Regions from separate parts of the Homo sapiens genome. Here region 1 is linked to region 2. The links are chromatin contacts, found by Hi-C or POLR2A ChIA-PET in ENCODE. All regions are on one chromosome and are shown on one strand. The core of a region is the stretch at or near the end of the contact, and the rest is flanking DNA. Distances in the headings are between cores, read along the strand shown. Region 1 overlaps DOP1B (DOP1 leucine zipper like protein B). Region 2 overlaps RUNX1 (RUNX family transcription factor 1).

What was found. Hi-C counts contacts between places; a loop is a spot of excess contacts on that map. ChIA-PET counts read pairs that join two places held with the same protein, here RNA polymerase II (POLR2A). Pooled maps may share reads with other maps.
Region 1: a pooled map shows a loop between it and region 2 (5-fold over the local background). The contact joins two enhancer-like sites. A Hi-C loop is called at or near these places in 1 of 37 single-sample maps with no recorded cell type and 2 of 50 pooled maps. POLR2A ChIA-PET finds 5 or more read pairs at or near these places in 1 of 52 experiments (OCI-LY7).

What each region holds. Positions count from the first base shown.
Region 1 is chr21:36,287,945-36,292,765 of GRCh38, reverse strand. It overlaps DOP1B (DOP1 leucine zipper like protein B), which reads right to left. Exons shown (of 37, transcript NM_001320714.2): 33 at 4,616-4,752; 34 at 3,955-4,010; 35 at 3,560-3,721; 36 at 533-662. Among named protein-coding and RNA genes, the nearest start is that of MORC3, 30 kb to the left of the region's middle. RefSeq lists a silencer at 2,924-2,973. Within about 2 kb of position 3,430, at least 8 of the 41 ENCODE cell types and tissues checked have a DNase peak (open chromatin) inside an H3K27ac peak, as active enhancers do; they include OCI-LY7, where a contact is called at or near this core.
Region 2 is chr21:34,864,300-34,868,622 of GRCh38, reverse strand. All of the region lies in intron 5 of RUNX1 (RUNX family transcription factor 1), which reads left to right. All of the region lies in intron 1 of RUNX1-AS1 (RUNX1 antisense RNA 1), which reads right to left. Among named protein-coding and RNA genes, the nearest start is that of RUNX1-AS1, 30 kb to the right of the region's middle. RefSeq lists enhancers at 50-715, 716-1,383, 2,364-2,643, 2,684-2,853, 2,124-3,323. Within about 2 kb of position 2,967, at least 17 of the 41 ENCODE cell types and tissues checked have a DNase peak (open chromatin) inside an H3K27ac peak, as active enhancers do; they include OCI-LY7, where a contact is called at or near this core.

The DNA.
Region 1 (4,821 bases), core at 2,181-4,680, 1.4 Mb before region 2:
GTGGCATGTGCCTGTAGTTCCAACTACTTGGGAAGCTGAGGTGCGGGAATTGCTTGAACCTGGGAGGTGGAGGTTGCAGTGAGCTGAGATCCTGCCATTGCACTCCAGTCTGGGCAACAGAGTGAGACTTCGTCTCAAAAAAAAAAAAAAAAAACCCAAAAACAAAAAAACAAAAATTAGCCAGGCATGGTGGCGTGCGCCTGTAGTTCCAGCTATTCCAGAGGCTGAGAGGAGAATTGCTTGAAACCAGGAGGCTGAGGTTGCAGTGACCTGAGGTTGTGCCACTGCACTCTAGCCTGGGCAACAGAGTGAGATTCCGTCTCAGAACAAAACAAAACAAAATTAGCCAGGTGTGGTGGCACATTCCTGTAATCCCAGCTACTCCGGAAGCTGAGGCAGGAGAATCACTTGAACCTGGGAGGTGGAGGCTGCAGTAAGCGAAGACCGCACCACTGCACTCTAACCTGGGTGGCCGAGTGAAACTCTGTCTCACCAAAAAAAAAAAAAAAGAAAAGAAAAGAAAAGCACTTACCCCAAACTTTAATTTTAGAAGTTCTAGAATCCTGACAGTGTGGGGTTTGCATTCTTGGTGATTCTCCTCTACATCCGACAGGAAGGCAGGGCCCTCTGTGTCCACTTCTGGAATAAATGCCCACCTATAACTGCAGGGAACAAACAGAAGGTCAGGTCTGCTGGTAAGAGGCCTTCAACGTCGTTAAAATTAGTTTTATTAAGATATAATTCACATACTGTATCTATTTAATATGGACAACTCAATGCCTTTTATTATATTCATAGAGTTGCACGTCTATTATCACAATCAATTTTAGAGTATTTCATTACCCCAAAAAGAAATCCTGCCCTGCTCAGCCATCACCACCCCAACCCCCTATACCCTTGAGACCTAGGCACCCACTAATCCACACTCTGTCTCATCGTGGACATTCCATATAAGCAGAATCATACACTATATGTTCCCTTGTTTCGAGCTTTCACTTAGCATCATATTTTCCGGTTCATCCAGATTCCAGCGTGTCTCAGTTCTTCAATTCTTTTTGTTGCTGAACCGTATTCCACTGTATGGATATGTCACATGATCTGCCTGTTCATCAGCTGATGGCCATTTGGGTTGTCTCTACTTCTTGCCTATTATAAATAATGTTGCTATGCACATTCACATATATCGGAACCCACTTTTTTGTTTTTTTGAGACAGTCTCGTTCTGTCGCCCAGTCTGGAGGGCAGTGGTGCAATCTTGGCTCCCTGCAACCTCCACCTCCCAGGTTCAAGCAATTCTCTGCCTCAGCCTCCCGAGTAGCTGGGATTACAGGCACCTGCCACCATGCCTGACTAATTTTTTTGTATTTTTAGTAGAGACGGGGTTTCACCATCTTGGCCAGGCTGGTCTTGAACTCCTGACCTCGTGATCCACCTGCCTCAGCCTCCTAAAGTGCTGGGATTACAGGCATGAGCCACTGCGCCTAGCCTCCACTTTTTTTTGGTTTGAGATGCAGTTTCGCTCTTTCGCCCAGGCTGGAGTGCAGTGGTGCGATCTCGGTTCACTGCAACCTCCGCCTTCGGTTTCAAGCGATTCTCCTGCCTCAGCCTCTTGAGTAGCTGGGATTACAGGTGCCCACCAATACAGGCAGCTAATTTTTGCATTTTTAGTAGAGACAGGGTTTCACCATGTTGGCCTGGCTGGTCTTGAACTCCTGACCTCATGATCCGCCTGCCTCGGCCTCCCAAAGTGCTGGGGTTACAGACATGAGCCACTGTGCCCGGCCTCTTTTTTTTTTGAGGGGGAGTCTCGCTCTGTTGCCTAGGCTGGAGTGCAGTGGTGCGATGTCGGCTCACTGCAACCTCTGCCTCTCGGGTTCAAGTGATTCTCCTTCCTCAGCTTCCGAAGTAGCTGGGATTACAGGCGCCCACCACCACATCTGGCTAATTTTTGTATTTTTTTTTTTTTTTGAGATGGAGTCTCGCTTTTGTTGCCCAGGCTGGAGTGCAATGGCAGATGGCATGATCTTGGCTCACTGCAACCTCTGCCTCCCAGGTTCAAGCGATTCTCCTGCCTCAGCCTCCCAAGTAGCTGGGATTACAGGCATACGCCACCATGCCCAGCTAATTTTGTATTTTTAGTAGAGATGGATTTTCTCCATGTTGGTCAGGCTGATCCCAAACTCAGGTGATCCAACCACCTTGGCCTCCCAAAGTGCTGGGATTACAGGTGTGAGCCATCGCGCCTGGCCTAATTTTTGTATTTTTAGTAGAGACAGGGTTTTTCACCATGTTGGCCGGGCTGGTCTTGAACTCCTGGCCTCAAGTGATCCACCCACCTTGGCCTCCCAAAGTGCTGGGATTACAGGTGTGAGCCACGGTACCTGGCCTAATTTTTGTGTTTTTAGTTGAGACAGGGTTTCGCCATGTTGGCCAGGCTGGTCTCGAACTCCCAACCTCAGGTGATCCACCCGCCTCAGCCTCCTAAAGTGCTAGTATTACACGTATGAGACACCACGTCCGGCCCAAACCTGCTTTTTAAAAACTAAAAGACTTTCTTTTGCAGAACAGCTTTAGGTTCACAGCAAAATGGAGTAGAAAGTAGTTCCCGTACATCCCATCCTACATACATACAAGCCTGCCGTATTATCAACATCCTGCACCAGAGTGGTACATTTGTTAAAACTGAAGAGCCTCTACTGACTCACTGTTATCCTCCCAAGTCCAGAGTTTACATCAGGGTTCACTCTTGGTGGTGTACATTGTATGGATTTGGAGAAATGGACAATGACATGGATCTACCATTATAGCTCTGTATGCAATAATTTCACTGCCCTAAAAATCCTCTGTGCTTCACCCATTCATCCCTGCCTCCCTCTCCCCAACCCCTGGCGACCACTGATCTTTTTACTGTCTCCATGGTTTTGCCTTTTCCAGAATGTCACATGGTTGGAATCATACAGTGTGTAGCCTTTTCAGACTGGCTTCTTTCACTTAGCAATGTGCATTTAAGAGAACCCGCTCTTTAACCACAAACATTTCTATATGATTACTCTCTTTGTGGGGGTAGGAGAGAGAGAAATAGCCTCTGGGGCTGGTCATGAAATTAAACAAATGAGCAGCTGTGCTAAGCCGGCAGGAAACATAAGCCTATGGGGCAAAGTGAATCGGAGATGGCAGGCTCCAAATAAAGGCATTTGTATCTAACTAAACACAGACAAAAAGGTCTACACAAAGGCAGTGAGGAGCACCAGTGGGTAAGCCCTGTTTTATAAGCATTCAGTAGCAAAAACCACACACACACACACACACACACACACACACACACACACACACACACACACCATAGAAACACATTCATAAACACTCCTGTGAGCCAAATTTGCAGAGCCACAGATGTTGCAAGTAATCTGAAACTTGGTATTCCGAGCTGGCTTAGCTGTCACTAGAAACCCAGATGGTGGTTTCCCATAAACTGTACATGAAAAACAAGTGAAAGTGCTTAAAAGGAAAAAACAAAATCTCTTACTTCAAAAAGGACACACGATCCTATCTGACTTACATTTGAAATAATGGCATCTTGTCAGGTGGAAAAGAAAGCGCTGTGTCCAAGAATTTGCAAGCTGATAAATACAAGATGAGTTCACTCTGGGGTATCTCCCCCACTGAGGGTCCATTTGCATCCGGGACTGAAACTTTCGTTCTGTTTACTTTGTTGGTGCTTCTATAAATTTGCAAAGAAACGCTTGTTATAAATTCATTCAGATCTGTTATAGTCCATTCACCTATGACCTGTCCCTCAGAAGAATTTTCTTTTTAAGAAATTTTTGGAATAGCTGGTCCTTTCACAAGTACTTCAAGATAACAGCATTTAACATTAGACAACTCTATATCTAAAGTGACGTGCTTTAATCGTGACTATCTTTTCCTCTTGTGTACAGATCTTGTACTGCTTACCTCAATGACTCATCTTCATCTTTTAGATCTTCTTCAAGCTGTGTGAATGTCTGAATCTGAAAAAAAAATGCATTCAAGTTACTATCTGAGACAGATTAAATCTACCCAAATATTTTTTTTTACTTATTTTTAAAAATCGATTAATTTATGAATGAATGAATAAGACGGGGTCTTACTCTGTCACCCAGTCTGGAGTGCAGTGGTACAATCATGGCTCACTGCAGCCTCAACCTTCTGCAGATGCAACTTCCCGCCATGCCGAATTAATTTTTGTATTTTTTTGTAGACAAGGAGTTTCACCATGTTGCCCAGGCTAGTCTCGAACTCCTGGGCTCAAGTGATCCATCCACCTTAGCCTCCCGAAGTGCTGGGATTACAGGCATAAGCTACCACGCCCAGCCCAAATTTATATGTATATAAAAAACTAGTAAGTATTATCAAATGGTACAAGTTAGTTGGAATAACTGACAGGGTGAGAGATCAAATATGATCATAGAGTAAAATATTCTCTGTTTAACCAAGAGCTAACCATGTGCTACCAACCTGATTAAAAATAACATTTAGATAAAATGGGATACATAGGAAATAGTACGTTATGTTACTGAAAAAGCATTTTAAAAAGCTCCAACCTTGCTTTCAAACTTACAATACTTGTACTCACCAATTCAGAGACCATTATTGGCCACAATGAAGTCAAATGTTGAGGAGATATTCTTAGCAGCAAAACTCTGAAAAAAAGAAACATCTGAGCAGCAACTATGGATGTCTGTCCAACTCTGAGATTGTCTGTCAGGCGTTCTAAGGAAAGAAGATTGTAAAGATGTTACACAAATATGCAGTTTAGGGTTTCTTATCAGACAAAGAAAA
Region 2 (4,323 bases), core at 1,718-4,217:
ATTCACTTGAGACCTGCAGGTGACAAGGAGACTAACCCGGTGGAGGCATGAAGAATCATGTCCCAGCAGAGAAAGCAGAGTGAGGAAGGAGCACCTGGCCTGTTGGGAGCTGAGAGATGCTCCAGTGGCGGTGGTTGGGGAGTGATGGCGGGGAGCCTTACAGAGAGATAGGGCGGGGATTGCCTTAACATCCACGTTGGGAATTTGGTCTGATCCTAATGAAATGGAGAACCACTTATAACTAACTCCAGATACAAATTGTGGAAAGATACTTGGCTTACAGTTTAAAGAATGGAAAGGACATTTGGAGGGTGCGTGGGGAGCTTAGAGACCCATCCAGAGACTGAAAGCTCTCCTTTCTCCTTTCAAGCAGCGCCAGGCATGTGTATATCCAGCTTGCAAGGACCCCATTTGGTAGATGGCACTGTACCTAGAAGTCAGCTCCCTCCTCAAGCTTGCCTCAAGCTTCCCTCTCTTCCCTCTCTACCTCCACACTCACCTGCCTTTCTTCCTACCTGCAGTGGCAAGTGCTGCAAGGCTGGTGAGCAGGAGCTGACGCCCCCCAAGCCTTCCTTCCCTGAAGAATGTCCATGCCTCAGGCCTCCCAGCTGCAGCTCTGTGTGGCCTTGGGCTGTGTGTTTGAGGCACCCGGCTAGGGGCACTATCGGAATCAGGAGGAGGCCAGGCCCAGGAGGTCACTTTGGTCACTTGCCCTGTGTGACCCCAGCCCAAACACACAGCCTGATGGATGAGTGAAGACTGGTAAATCTGGTGGCTGTCCTTGGGGGAAGCACAGGGCAGCAGGTGTGGCCTTGGTCTCCAGGGGGCTGCGAATTCAGGGTTTTGGGGTGTTTTGGTTAAAACTTGGTTCCCCAGCTGAGATCCTAGGGAACTGTGGTATCAAAAGGAAAAGGAAGATTAGAAAGGGAAAATGAAATCTCAGGAAAGGAAATGCAAGATTGCATGAGAACATCATGGTGTTTTGTGGGATAGGTGATATTCTGCCAAATAAAGAGGCCCGCCCCTCCACTCCTTTTGCAAACCTGAGCTTTTCCCCTGCCTGCAGTTGAGCCCAGCATACCTGTGCCTTGGAAAAAGCAAGCTATGCCTTCCAAGTGAAATTCGACGTTGTAAAGGACTGGCTGTCAAACTGAAAGTTTGCAGAGTGATTCATTGATTTTTAGAGACAGGGTCTTACTCTGTCACCCAGGCTGGAGTGCAGTGGCGTGATCTCGGCTCACTGCAACCTCCGCCTCCTGGGTTCAAGTGATTCTTGTGCCTCAGCCTCCCAAGTAGCTGGGACTGCAAATGTGTGCCACCATGCCCAGCTAATTTATTTTATTTTATTTTTTATTTTTATTTTATTTTATTTTATTTTTTATATTTTTGGTAGCAATGGGGTTTCACCAAGCTGCCCAGACTGGTCTTGAACTCCTGAGCTCTAGTGATCCTCCCGTCTTGGCCTCCCAAAGTGCTGGGATTACAGGCATGTGCCACCATGCCTGGCCTCATTTATCAAACTTTTCTTTATTGCCTCAGAATAGAAGATACAAAGATGAATAAAATTCTGTCCCTGTCCTCAAACAACTCATTTTCATAGAACATCTCCAGAGAAAATGCTTTGCATGTCTTCGGTTTTCTCCAAGTAAAACAGCTATTTTTCAAACAATCCATAATTCCAAACAAATGCCATTTCCATGGAAAACTGAGTTCTATATTCTAAGGACCTGATTTTCAGTCTGACTTTTGAGGGTAGTCCTGGTGCCAGTAGCTTAGGCCTCAAGTCTGCATTTTGCATGTGTGATGTGAGTGCGATTGGATCAAGCAATCTGCAAATACAGGCACTTTGCACACAAGTATATACAGTACGCCGACATCTTAATTCAATTCAGCATGGAGAATCAGGAAATTATGTGCAAGTTGAAGGATTTGTATCCCGTCCAGAAATCCCCAAATAAATTAATTATACAACTCCACTGTCAAAAATAGTGGCAAATGTTTGGGTAAGGAAATGGAAGAGGAGCATAAGCATGAATTTTGGCTGTTAGGTTGTTCCAGTGGAAAAGTGAGAAATCAAAATTAAAAATACTTCATAAAAAATACTCCAAATGCAGACTACTCCTGGAATCCGAGGGTACGTTAATTTTTATACTTAGTTATCCGCAATTAAAATTAGACCCAAAGCCATCTATTGTAAAAGGAGAAATCTCCCTGCAACCTTTCAGGATCTTGTGGGATTTCCTGAATTTGCAAAGAGCAGAACCTGAGCCTTCACTGACTCTCTTGGTTTTTAAAAGCTGCGATGTTTTTCTTTTATTTTTCCTTTCTCACTCTTTGGGCGTTTCAAGACTCTGGGCACAACTGGCTTTCCTGCAGACAAACACAAGAGTGAAAAATGTTGCGATTGTGTTTCCTAAGGACTCTGAGCCCCCAGGGCAGACGGCTCCTTTGTGTCTGCAGCCTTCCTTTGCGTGACAAAGGGCAAGTTTCACATCCCCTGAAACTGTCCCCAAAAGAAGAAGATGACTCATGCTTACAGACCTACACTAAGGAGAGTGACAGGAACAGAGTCTGCTGCAGAGCCAACTCAGGTAGACCGGGGATACCTGCAAACTAGACCTGAGGAGGCCGAGTCACAACAGGAGTCGGGGCTCGCCCGTCAGACACGGGGTGTTATAGGAGGATTCTGCTCTGATGTGGCCTGGATGCACTTTTAAATATGTTCTTCACACCTAGGCAAGAAATGACCCCGAGCTGCATGTCTTTTTGCTTTGTAATCTCCTTGCCACCCTCAGCTCTTTGGGGAGCAGTGTGCACATTTGAAGCAATCCTGAGGTTTAGCCACTTCCCAGATGTGGTGAGGAAGTGGAGAGTGCGCTGGGCCATGCGGAACTGCAGGTTCCAGCCGTGGCTTTATTTGACCACAATTGGCTGTCAGAGTTCACCAGCCCCAGGGCCGCCAACGTCAAGACTAATCAAGCCTAGACCTGGGGCCTCCCCGCTGACTGGCCCTGGGGAGTGTGTCATGGCAGCGAGTGTCCAGGAAGACTCACCCCTTGACCTTCTTCCCAACTAAATAAAGCAGTTAGTATTTTGCCCTGGCATTTGGATGGACACACTGGCGTCGAGGGAGACAACACATGTTGCAGTGAGGAGCACTGGCCTGGCTTGTTTACATAGCATATCAGCCACTCACAGTTGTGCCTTACAAAGGTCGCCAGCTGGCGGGGCAGGAGTGAACTTGAACTTGAAGTTCAAGTTGCGTTTAGGCCTGGTAGCAGCCCCATCACCTGCTGAACACACACACACACACACACACACACACACACACACACACACACACGCACAAAACCCCTCCTCATGTCAGACGTCAGTGCCTACTTCATCCCCAGCTCCTTCTTACGGGATCTGTCACAGCTCTGGTCTTTGTGGAATCACCTTTATCATGTCTTTAATGATCATTCCACTGACATTTACTGAGACCTTTCCCTGTGCTCTGCTTGTATATTCAGCATTCCATTTAACCTGCAGAACAATGCTACGAGATGGAATGACTGTTATTAACCCCCTTTTACAGATGACAAAGCTGAGGCCCCAGAGAGGTCAAGTAACTTGCCTGAGGTCACACAGCTAGCAAGTGGCAGAGCGAGGTTTTGAACCTAAGTAGGTTGCCTTGAGAGTCCACACTGAATGAATCACCACTGTGTTTCCACCTTCATGGGATTTTATATGGAATTCTTCTCTCTCACTGCTTCCAAGCCTACATCAAGACAAACCTCATCTGCCCTGTTGTTTTTTGTTCTCACCTTCTTATTCAGTATGAGTGTCGTTTGGTGCTTCTAATGGTCTTCTAATGGTCCTCCTGGAACCCAAGCCCTGGCTGGAACTGATGCTGCTGTGGTGGTCAGGGTTCAGTGAGCAGGAGGAAGGACTTGGTGTTTACCCCTTGTTTACCCCTTTCCTTGGCTTCCTTCCATGCAGGCCACCCTGTGACCCCGTGGTGGCCCCCTCTGGAACCAAGAGCTGCCGACTTCCAGCAGCACACACAGGATCAGTGCTGGGGCCATCTGTGCACTGACCAAAGCCTCTGCTGGCCTCACCAGACCAAGGCCAGTGAGTGCTTCAGGGAGCCTTGGATCCTCCAGGCTGCCAACAGAAACACCGGCCCTCTCGGCAGCAGCCCCATCCTTCCACCCCTGCACTGGGTCCTGAAAAGCCCATTTTGGGGCCGTTGCTATTTAGCCAACCTGCCCTCCCTTGCTCTCCTGTGATTTCTCACTATTCCGGCTGCAGCTCGCTGGGAGAAACACTTGAGAGTCTTTT